Regions from separate parts of the Homo sapiens genome. Here region 1 is linked to region 2. A link is a loop called in an ENCODE intact Hi-C map of the cell type or tissue named here. Cell type or tissue: mammary epithelial cell. All regions are shown on one strand. Links, peaks and the distances in the headings refer to the core of each region. The heading gives the core; the rest is flanking DNA.

What was found. Peaks named below come from ENCODE experiments on the same cell type or tissue, not always from the same donor. Only the 100,000 strongest peaks of a DNase experiment are listed, where the experiment ranks them.
Region 1: it touches region 2 in a loop (2.5-fold over the local background); 4 of 110 quality-filtered maps call a loop at or near these places.

Annotation. Positions count from the first base shown.
Region 1 is chr6:42,138,671-42,144,653 of GRCh38, forward strand. C6orf132 (chromosome 6 open reading frame 132) reads right to left here and starts at 3,950. Exons shown (of 5, transcript NM_001164446.3): 1 at 3,630-3,950. The coding sequence starts at 3,774. RefSeq lists an enhancer at 2,525-3,204. In mammary epithelial cell, for the core only: a CTCF peak has its summit at 3,564; DNase peaks (open chromatin) are centred at 1,481, 3,521, 4,161 and 4,401; H3K4me3 peaks cover 2,775 bases; H3K27ac peaks cover 3,375 bases.
Region 2 is chr6:42,072,017-42,077,999 of GRCh38, forward strand. It overlaps TAF8 (TATA-box binding protein associated factor 8), which reads left to right. Exons shown (of 9, transcript NM_138572.3): 8 at 5,084-5,223; 9 at 5,517-5,983. The coding sequence ends at 5,529. Among named protein-coding and RNA genes, the nearest start is that of TAF8, 24 kb to the left of the region's middle. In mammary epithelial cell, for the core only: a CTCF peak has its summit at 3,681 (motif pointing right); a DNase peak (open chromatin) is centred at 3,685.

The DNA.
Region 1 (5,983 bases), core at 451-5,450, 66 kb after region 2:
AACAAGGGTGTCCCATTGCTGGTGGCGGGTGCAGCGGTGGTAGATAAAGAATCTTGGCTCAGTTAATCCAAGATGCAAGGGAGGAGTCCTGAGTGACTGGCAGCTTTGTCTCCAGTAACAGCCCAGTCCTTTATCTTGGGATTTGCGAAGATCCACATCTCTGCTTTCTCATGCATTTAAACACACACACACACACACACACACACACACACTCGTGTGGCCTTGCTTGGGCTGGGAGAGGGCAGAAGACTTTGTTAGGATTGCAAATGCATTCAGTGAAGCCCTCCTAATTGCTGGAATACATATTAGAGAAATTCTGTAAAGAAAATTTTTTTGCTCATCACCACTCTCACATGACTGTTTGCATTTACCCGCTGTACCCAGCCTACCCTTGTGCAAACAGATTTTTACATGGCTGCAACCACAGAGCAAACAGTTGATTACTCCTTAATTCCCTTACACATCCCTACATTGATTTTCCTCCCTTCCATTCCACCGCCTGTTCTCTAAGGGCTGGATATCGCCAGCATCTCACCCCAGGCTTGAGGGGAATGTCACAGACTCAGGGGCCCTATGGAACTCTAATCCCACTCTCTCTGAGACTTTGAAATAGTCTTTTCATGGCTCAGTTTCCTCTATTCTACAGCAGTGTTAGGAAGAGGAGCTGAAGCAGGCAAGGGCAGGAAGTGCTCCATGCTGGGAACGATCCAATAATAAATCATGCCTTAGAGGAGGGGCCAGTAAACTTTTTCTGTACAGGGCCAGATAGTAAATATGTTAGCCTTTGCAGGCCATAAGGTCTCTTTTGTAGCTACTCAACTCTAGCCATAGACCATATGTAAATGAGGGGCATAGTTGGTTATGTTCTAATAAAACTTTATTCCTCAAAGCAGGCCATGGGCCAGAATGGAGCCAGGACTGTAGTTTGCCAATCCTTGCTTTAGAGCAAGCTTGTCCAACCCATGGCCCAACACAAATTAGTGAACTTTCTTAAAATATTATGAGGGGTTTTTTTTTGCGTTTTTTTGTTTTGTTTTTTAGCTCATCAGCTATTGTTAGTGTCAGTGTATTTTATGTGTGGCCCAAGACAATTCTTCTTCCAATGTGACCCAGGGAAGCCAAAAGATTGGACACCCTGTTTAGAGCTTTTTGTTTTAATGCTCTTCAAAGCACTACCATAAATACCGCTTCAGGCAGTTACCCTGCAGGCAGCCTGGACACTATCCCCTTTAACAGAAGAAAAAATTGAGGCCCAGAGAGTGCTTAGCCCTATGTATTGACAGAGACAGGATGCCAAGGCAGGGCTGCACCTGCATCCCATCACAGAATCCCCAACACTGGTCCCTCCTCTCCCTAACTCCAAGCAGAGCAGGGAGGACTTCTGCCACGCCCAGTGGCACCCCAGGGAACACCCCGGAAACACTGAGGCGCTGTTCTGCTGGGTGCATGATGTTTTCCATGGCTCCTTGTGCAGGCAAGACCAAGCTGAGTCAGCTGGAGGCCCAGCCCTGCCTTGAGGAACGGGAGGAGCTGTCCTTTGGACTCCAGCTCTGCCCAGGCTGATGAGGGCAGCAGCTGGCTGGAGATGACAGGGCACCAGGCCCTCTTCCCTCACCAGAGGTGCTGATGCCCACTAGCAGCCTGCACAGCCTAGGCAAAATGCAGAAGTGGCTGAGAGGCGTGGCTGAGAGGCATGGCTGAGGTCTCCCCTTGAGGGAGGAAGGGTGTGTGTGTGTGTATGTGTGTGGTATTTTCCAGGCAGATGCCCCTCAAGTAAACTTGGATCGCCTTCCTCTGCAGAGTTAATTCAGCAAACCCGCTAAGAGTGTGATCTCTGGAGCCTGACTGCCTGGATTCAAATACTAGTTCTGCCTCACAAGGGAGATTTTGGAGGTCATCGAAATGTTCTAAAACCAGATGGTGGTGATAATGGCACAACTCTGTGTAAATGGTCTACTAAAAATCATTGAATTGTGGACTTAGAAAAATGCTGCCTCCAGCATTGAAAGCTGTATGATCTTGGGCATATTACTTAACCTCCCTGTGCCTCAGTCTCCTCATCTGTCAAACAGGAATGACAATAATAGTGCCTGACTCTAGATGAGATTTCAATGAATCAGTAACACAAAGATTTTAGAATGGCATCTTGCACCTAAGAAGGGATTAATAAATGGTCTTTCCATGGTGCCTCCGTTGAGAGGGAAAGAAGTGTCCTGGCTCACAGGCACTTGCCTGCACACCTGTGTCTGGGAGTGCCTACACCATGCCTCCACTTGCCCTGCTCCTCCTGGTCTTTGCTTCTACTGTTTGTTTTGCCAGGAATGCCCTCTCCTGTCAGCTCGAATGCTAGTTCCACTCAGAGGTCATCTCTCTTCTTTGCTTTTATGCTTAATAATCATTTACAGCAAAGGCTCAGAAAGGGCTAAATGGCATATGGTTAGTTCTGTTCACCCCCTGATCTGATATCTTTGTGCCAGGAAGAGGCGACACTTTGTCCGTCCTGCTCCTATCCATGGTGCCTTGTGTCCTGGCTGTGGCAACCTGCATGCTGAACTGAGTCCAACAGCAGGCACCAAGGCTATGACATCCACTGTGGGTCCCAGCACAGTGGCTATAAAGATCAGTGAAGATAATATGGTGAGAATGAAGGCAGGCAAGCTAAAGCAGTGATGGGTGACCTTCCTTGGGCCCAGAAGCCCCCTGCCCCCCCAACCTGGGCGTTCCAGAGCCACATGTCATACACAAGAAATGGATTTCTGTCTCCAGCCGCTGGCTTCCCCTAGTTATAGAGAATACAAATTGCAAAACGATGCAATGATAAGATGACCCACAGCCAGAGCCTGGGGATGAGCCAAGGCGGTGCTTTTAGAGGCCTGCAGAGACACACCAGTCTGATTCCAGGGTCAGCGGCAGCTGGCAGTCAGGGAGAGGGTTCCTTGGCCTCCACTGTCCCATTTCTGGCTCCTCGGTCTTAGCCCAGAGACAGCCCAGGTCCCAGGTTGAACTGGCAGGAGCCTGTGGCCCCAATAAGTGACTTGGTGTCACAAACAGGCTGGTAACCTGGTAGCAGCTGCGCCTGTTGTTTTTTCCTGGGCCTCACCTAGCCAGAGCCAAGTTTGTGAGCACCCAGATAGCAGGCCCCTCTCTGCCACGTGGGCTTGGGAAACAGGGAGTGCAAAGGGTGAGGGAGGAGTTCTTAGCCCCTTAGCCCCCAGTTCTTCAGGAACACTTTTGCTTCAGCCAGAATGGGGGTGTAGCGGTGGGGGTCGGGGGAGATATCGCAAACCTCCGGAAGCCTTTCCGCTAACAGTAACACAAGCATAGGATTCGCCAAGAGGGGGAATTAAACACCTCCGAATAAGGCCTGGGGTCAGAGGTGGGGGCGGCAAAGTTCTCCCACCTCCCCGTGGTGGTGGGGGGGGTCCCCTCGTTCCCCACACCTCTCTCACCGCACAGCCCTTCCCAGACACCCCTGTGCGGTGCCTCCTCCCCTGCCCGGCGGCTGCTCTCGGCCAGTCCGCAGGTTCCAACGTGTCCCTCCCCTCCGCGCCTCCAGGAGACAGCACCGCCGGCCCTGCCCCAGCGCCCTCCGTCCCCGCCCCAGCGCCCTCCGTCCCCGGAGTACTCACCGAAGCCCCCGGTCCCCTCCTCCGGGGCCTCCTGGGTGAAGATCCAGGGCGGATTGGTGGCGTAGAGGGAGGTGCTGGGGGTCGTGGTGTGCTTCTTCCCGAAGAGTTTGCTGAAGGTGCCCTGCACCGTCTGCTTCTTTTTCATGCTGCCGCAGCCCGCGCGGGCGCCAGGGAAGGACCTTCCCTCCCTCGCCCTGCCCTGCCCCGGACTGAACTCAGCACGGTCTCCCCAGGGGACTCTACCAGGCCATGTCCCCCGCCGTCCTCCCCGCCCGCGCACCGGGCAACAGGTGCTGCGGGCGCCGCCGCTTGCCGGGAAATGCGAGCTACCTGGCCAGGTAAAAGGCAGCCGCTTGGCCGGGCCCCGCCCCGCCGCCGCCCAGCTCCCCAGGCCGCATTCCTTCCCGCCTCCTTCTACAACAGGCCATTGTTGGCACGGCCCGGTGGGCTGGGGACCTCGCCCGGCCCACGCCCAGCCTGGGAGACGGGCCACCCCCTCCCCCAGGTTCCTCCCTGCACGCCTCCTTCACCCCACTTCCCCCTAGTCCGGGAAAGGAGGCGGGTGAGTTTCCAGCCTCTCAAGGCGATTCGTGACCAGGTCAGTATGGGTACATCGGGGACAGCTCTAGTGTCCAACACGAGGGACATGGATGGCCAAAGCGAGCACGCCACGGCATCCTATAGCCCCTCAAATATGTGGGGCGTGAGGCTTCGGGGAACATCAGGAAGTGCCTGTAAGAGAAAAGTAAGCTGGGAAAAGCAAGAAAATGACAAACTAGTATACCAATCTGATGACGAGGGTGGAAAAACATCCTCATTGACAGGGCTCCGAAGAGAATGTGGGATGACGAAATCTTGGCATTCTGTGTCTGTACATCACATTGTTTTTCTTTTTCTTTTCTTTTCTTTTCTTTTTTTTTTCCTTTGGACGGAGTCTCGCTCTGTTGCCCAGGCTGGAGTGCAGTGGCGCCATCTCGGCTCACCGAAACCTCCCGGTCTCGGATTCAAGCGATTCTCCTGCCTCAGCCTCCCGAGTAGCTGGGATTACAGGCACGCACCACCACGCCCGGCTAATTTTTGTATTTTTAGTAGAGACAGGTTTTCACCATGTTAGCCAGGCTGGTCTGGAACTCCTGACCTCGTGATCTGCCGGCTTCGGCCTCCCAAAGTGCTGGGATTACAGGCGTCGGCCACCGCGCCTGGCCCACATTCTTTTTTTTCTGTGAAGTTAAGTGAATATAATTTTTGAAAACCTAAAGTGGGTAGAGCCCACTTAGGGTTGGGTTCACTCTCCAGGGAGACAAACAGTGGTACTTTAAGGCACTTAGGGTAACATCCTAGCCAAGCCAGGGGTGGCTATCCACGGGGGAAATTTCCTCCGATGAGGAGGGGGAGAGCCTGCGTGAAGATGCTGAGAGCAGAGGTGCAGGCCAAGTGGGTGGAGTTTGATGTTTTCTGGGCAGCAGGGGGCATAGGCTGGTGCAAGTTGCCATTTCTGCTGAGCTTCCGGGGGACAGGGCCCACTGCCACATTTCCCCTCAGTTTCCCCCAGATCTTACACCAAAGGCGTTTTCCCTCAACTTTTCACTCTGAAACATTTCAAACCTTCAGAGAACTTACAAGAATTGTACAATGACCACCTGTGTACCCTTCTCCCTGGATTCACCAATTGTTAACTCATTGCTAAATTCATCCCTCTCTCTCTCTGTCTCTCTCTCTCCCGGATTCTTTTCCTTTTCATTTTGCTGAAGCTTGGAAGTTGTAGATACCGTGGCCCATTTCTTAGCCTCCCCCAGTACTTCAGCATCGATGTCTAAGAGTAGGAACATTCTCCTACATGGCCACAATACAACTGTCACACTCAGGAGATCTAACATTGCCAGGCACGGTGGCTCACGCCTGTAATCCTAGCACGTTGGGAGGCCAAGGCAGGTGGATCACTTGAGGTCAAGAGTTTGAGACCAGCCTGGCCAACATGGTGAAACTCCGTCTCTACCAAAAATATTTAAAAAATCAGCTGGGCGTGGAAGTGTGTGCCTGTAATCCCAGCTACTAGGGAGGCTGAGGCAGAAGAATCACTTGAACCCGGGAGGCAGAGGTTGCAGTGAACCAAGATCATGCCATTGCACTCCAGCCTGGGCAACAAGAGTGAAACTCCGTCTCAAAAAAATTAAAAAACAGGCCAGGTGCGGTGGCTCACGCCTGTAATCCCAGCACTTTGGGAGGCCGAGGCAGGTGGATCATGAGGTCAGGAGATCGAGACCATCCTGGCTAACACGGTGAAACCCCGTCTCTACTAAAAATACAAAAAAAAAATTAGCCAGGCGTGGTGGCGGGCACCTGCAGTCCCAGCT
Region 2 (5,983 bases), core at 690-5,689:
CTAGCTTCAAATCCAGGCTGTGCTGCTTGCCACATGTGTGACCGTGATTGTGTTACTTTACGCCTTAGTCTATTTTCTTGTAAGTAGAAACAGAAACACCTACCTCAAGGGACAGGGGGAGCGTGAGACAGAGCTGGTATCTATCAGGTGCCTGGCATGTGGCAGCTCCTAGCACACACTGCTCCCTCCCCTGCTGTTTTAGGCTATCTAACCATATGCCCTTCTGTGAAAAATAAAATCAAATGACTCCAAGACAAAGATTCTAGTGACAATTTACTACAGTCAGTTGGACCTAATGTTATTTTGTTAGACTAGGAAATACAATCATATGTTTCAAAATGCAGAGTGTGCAAAAAGATGTATGGTGACAATCCCTCCCATCCTGTTCCCTGTTACCCACTTTCCCTCCCACAGAGCAACTGTCTCACCAGCCTCTTATGTAGCCTTCTAGAGACATTTTTTTAAATTGTTATTTTGAACTGAAACAGCAGATCACAAACTGTTCTCTTCTTGCTTTTTTCCTGGCTGTATCTTGGCGGTCATTCCACATCTGTAAGGGAGGAGGCGCATCGTTCCTCACAGCTACTTTATCTTCCATTGTATGGATGTAACCATTTAATTTATCTAGTCCCCCATGAACACTTAGGTTGTTTTCTGTCTTTACCATTTACAGACATTGTTATAGCAAAGTAAATAACTGGTTTTTTTGTTTGTTTTTTTTTTTGAGACCGAGTCTCGCTCTGTCACCCAGGCTGCAGTGCAGTGGCGTGATCTCGGCTCGCTGCAAGCTCCGCCTCCCGGGTTCATGCCATTCTCCTGCCTCAGCCTCCCCAGCAGCTAGGACTACAGGCGCCCGCCACCACGCCCGGCTAATTTTTTTGTATTTTTAGTAGAGGCGGGGTTTCACCGTGTTAGCCAGGATGGTCTCGATCTCCCGACCTCGTGATCCGCCCGCCTCAGCCTCCCAAAGTGCTGGGATTACAGGCGTGAGCCACCACGCCCAGCCAATAACAGGTATTTTAAATTATTATTTTATCTCTTGATGAGAGTGCACCTCTCAAGGTCTGTTGTTAGGCAGTACATTATTTAACCTGGTTCTAGTTTCTCCATGTACTTGAACATAAAGGAGCTATTCATTTTAAATTCATGTATAATTTAAATTCATGTATAATAGATTCTTTTCTCACACATTTGAACCAGCTGCTCTCTGCAGCCAACCCAGATATCTAAGCTTTTACTCTTTTATGAAAAATATACCAGTCACTCACTCAACCAGTGTTTATTTAGCACCTAGTATGTGCCAGATATTTTTTCTGGCTGCTTGGGATAAAGCAGTGAGAAAAACAAAGAAAACCTCTGCCTTTTAGGAGCAGAGTTTGGCTGTGGGAGAATGATACCAAACACAATATATGACTAAATCGTTGCATAGTATATCAGAAATGAAAGTGCTGTGTGGGGGAAAAACAGTAGGGGAAGATCCAGGGTGAGGAGGAGTCTTCAGTTTTTAAGTGGGGTGCTCGGAGTAGGCATTACTGAGAAGGGGATATCTGAGCAGGAGCTTGAAATGGGTGAGGGAGTGAGCCATGTGGATATCTGGGGAAGAGTGTTCTGGCAGAGGGAATGGGCAGTGCAAAGGCCCTGTGGAATAGTGAGTGGCTTGTGGGAGGGAGGGTCAGATTGGGTAGGGCCTTGTAGGCTATTTTAAGAGCTGGCTTTTAACTAAGAGAGATGGGAGTTGTGGGAGGGCGTGGAGCAGAGGAGGGATGTTTCTGAGCTTCTTAAAGCACCACTCTGATGGCTCGGTAAGAACGGACTAGAGAGATCAGTCAGGAAGCTGTCGCTATAGCCTAGGCGAGAGGCAGTGGTGGGCCCAAGTAGAGTGGTTGCCACAGAGGTGGTGGAAGTGGTCAGTGCCTGCCTGAATTTTGAAGGTAAGTCCAAGAGGCTGTGCTAACAGATTGGGTATGGGATGTCAGTGAAGGAAAAGGAGTGTGCCAGGTGTGGTGGTGCATGCCCATAGTTGCAGTCACTTGGGAAGCTGAGGCAGGAAGATTGAGCCCAGGAATTTGAGTCCAGTTTTGGGCAACATAGTGAGACCCTGTTTAAAAATAAAAGAAAGAAAACAAGCAAGAATGACCACAGAGTTTGTGACTCGAGCCATTAGAAGGATGGAGTTGCCATCACTTGTGATGGGAGGGACTGAGAAGCGCCGTTTACACCACAGGGGAAGGTCCCCAATTCAGACTTAGGTGCCTGAAGTCTGAACTGCCTACCTGATACCCCAGTGGAAATGCTGAGTGAGCAGCTGGCTGCATGAGCCTGGAAGTCGGGAGAGGTTAGGGCTGGCATTGTACTCCAGGGAGCTGTTGGCGTAGAGATGGCACTGAGAGCTGGGAGACTGGATGCAGTCACCACAGAGGGTGTAGGCCTTGCTAGAGCTCACAGGCAATTCAGGGAGCTCCTGACGGACCATTCTGCTCCCACTTTTTTTTACAAATCTCTGGGTCAGTTTGACACTTTACTTTTTTGTTTTTTTGAGACAGAGTCCCACTCTGTCGTCTAGGCTGGAGTGCAGTGGCACAATCTCGGCTCACTGCAACCTCCAACTCCCGGGTTCAAGCGACTGTCTTGCCTCAGCCTCCCAAGTAGCTGGGATTATAGGCGCCTACCACCATGCCCGGCTGATTTTTTTGTATTTTTAGTAGAGGCAGGGTTTCACCATGTTGGCCAGGCTGATCTCGAACTCTTCACCTCAGGTGATCCACCTGCCTTGGCCTCCCAAAGTGCTAGATTACAGGCGTGAGCCACCACGCCTGGCCTACTTTTTTTTTTTTTTTTTTAACTGGCTGACTTCCCCACCCCTAACCATCTCAGTGCTGCCTGTCCCTGAAGGGGACATTTCTATGAGGCCTGCTTGGGAGAAGGAAGCCTGCCGTCCTGCTCTTGTGAGCCACGGTGGGCCGAATGGAGGGAGCCTCTTGACCCTCCAGCAGTGTCTTGAGGCTGGCGTTTTCAGCACCTCTAACAGTGTTACCTCCATGTGTATCTCAGAAAACATTGAAGGCACGGTTGAAGTGAGCTTCCAGTAACTTTGAAGATAGGCTGTCTACTGTAGAGAAATGATAGGATGGACGGAGCGAGGAGATACTACTCATTTGTACCATTAGGAACTTCAGAAAGGTTGGATGCCAGATACCCAAGGGAGGTCTGGTTGTGGGCAGACCTTTTTTCCGGCACCTGGTCTGGCCTGAACTAGGTTGGTCCTGCAGCACTTGCTTTCAAGAGTCTCTGGAAGGCCCCAGTGGCTCTGGGTCACCTTGTGGTCCCACTGGATTGGGTGCTGGAGAGGGAAAACACACAGGCCCTGATACTGGGCCAATGGAACTGTGTCTTTGAAGAGAACAATTGATAGGACAGGGAGAGGGCACGCAGGGGAACCTAGATGTGATCTGGTTTCTTCTGGCTCATTAAACCTGAGACTGGTGTCCATGCCCTAGGCCAGCTGTCCTGTCAGGGGAACCTGCTATTTATTTCATGCCATCCGGTCATGGCATCCTCTGTCTGTTTTGACAGCAGCCTCTCCTGCTTGAGGTCAGTGAGGGCCTCTTTAGCCTCAAGTTGCAGAACAGGAATCTCAATGACTTCTTCCCCGTGGAAGAACTTCTTCCCCTTGGCCCATCACCAGGGGGCGCAGCCCGACCAAACGTGGAAAATAAAGGAGGCTGTGAATAAAGACAGGATAACTGACTGCTCATACTTCCAGAACAGTTTTTAAAATGTCAGCATATTACCTTTTTTTCTGTGTCTATACACAACTGTGACTTTTTAAGAATTTTGATCATACTGATTACATGTGAACTTACAAACTTTTCTGAAAAAACACATTTTTCTCAAAAAATGAACAGTAAAGCGGCCGGGCGCGGTGGCTCACGCCTGTAATCCCAGCACTTTGGGAAGCCAAGGCTGGCAGATCATGAGGTCAGGAGATCGAGACCATCCTGGCTAACATGGTGAAACCCCGTCTCTACTAAAAATAAAAAACTTAGCGGGATGTGGTGGCAGGCACCTGTACTCCCAGCTACTTGGGAGGCTGAGGCAGGAGAATCTCTTGAACCCAGAGGCGGAGCTTGCAGTGAGCTGAGATCACACCACTGCACTCCAGCCTGGGTAACAGAAGAAGACTCCATCTCAAAAAAAAAAAATGAACAGTAAAAAACCCTGCCTCGGAGTTCGAGACTAGCCTGGCCAACTGGTAAAACCCCGTCTCTACTAAAAATACAAAAATTAGCCGGGCGTCATGGCACATGCCTGAAATCCCAGCTACTTGGGAGGCTGAAGCAGGAGAATTGCTTGAACCCCGGAGACGGAGGCTGCAGTGAGCCGAGATCACGCCACTGCACTCCAGCCTGGGTGACACAGGGAGACTCCATCTCAAACAGGCAAACAAACAAACCCTGCCTCATAGGTTGCAGATAGGCATTACCAATGATGTGCATGTGCTGGTACCTGCTGGCTCTGCGTCCCTTAGTGGAACCCTCAAGGCTCAAGAAGTTTCTAGCCTGTGCTGGGATGTGATTGTTGGTACCATGTTGCAAGTACCAGAAATGTGAGGATTTGAGGGAGAAATCTGTTCTGACTTAGTCTATCTAGCTTGGCCAGGAGATGCGCTATGCAGATGATGTGTTCTGATCCTGTATCTCCCAGTCATGCAGGGCATCCAGGATCACTTTTCTTCTTCATCTCCCCACCTGGCCGGGCATCCTCCCTGAGGCATCTGAATTTGATTCCTGTCCCTCCCAGGTGTCTGTTCTTTCTAACCCCTGTCCCTGCCTTCTCCAGAGGTTCAAAACTCTGGACTCTGTTGTGTGCTCTCTTGGGTCAAGGCTGTTAGTCTTGCCTTCCCTTCATAGCCAGCCCCTGCCTGGTCCTCGCTTCATCGGGGCAGAGATAGGAATGTTGGAAAGAAGGTGCTTCCCAGGTTCTAATTTCTCAATTAGAGGATGCTAATGGTCATTCCAATTATAGGCATGATCTCTTTCCTTATGCTGTTGATGTTGTGCTTTATTTTGGCTTTTGCTCAAAGGAGGATTCTGGAGCCGAGAAGGAGAACACCTCTGTCCTGCAGCAGAACCCCTCCTTGTCGGGTAGCCGGAATGGGGAGGAGAACATCATCGATAACCCTTATCTGCGGCCGGTGAAGAAGCCCAAGATCCGCAGGAAGAAGTGAGTTGGAGGCTGGGGTCCAGAGAGCCTTCACTGTCCCACCGAGGTGGTCTTCTCTGCTTCTTGGAAGAGTCTCCTCAGTGGGGCGGAGCCTTGGGGAAAGCCACTCTGGTGAGAGGGAATAGTCTCCCTTTTCCTGTCCTTACTTGGCTCCCGTACATAGCTCTTGTTCCTTAGTGGTTGAGTGTCCTGCAGTCTAGGGACCAACCCTCACAGCACTGGAGCAGTTTTCCCCTAGAAGGAGAGCAGACAGGGCCCACACCAGGAGGCTCCATGGTTCCTCTTCTTTCTAGGTCCCTCTCCTGAGCTGAGAAGGAAACCTGGCTTGTACAGGGGCGCAGATTCCACCCTCCCGGGGAGTTAAAGCCACTCAAGGGAAGAAGAGGGTGACCTCCTCATGGCCAAGCCGAGGCTGCAGGGTGTGATCGGACATGATTTTCATGGCAAACCGTCTTATTAAGATGACCTATTTTCACTGGATGTTTGGGTTGAGGAAGATATGAACAGAATAATGAGAATTTTTTTTTTTATTTTGAGATGGAGTCTTACTCTATCACCCAGGCTGGAATGCAGTGGTGTGATCTCAGCTCACTGCAGTCTCAGCAACCCTGGGTCCAAGTGATTCTCCTGCCTTGGCCTCCCGAGTAGCTGGGACTAGAGGCAAGCGCCACCATGCTGGCTAATTTTTGTATTTTGAGTAGAGATAGGGTTTCGCCATGTTGGCCAGGCTGGTCTTGAACTCCTGACCTCAAGTGATCCA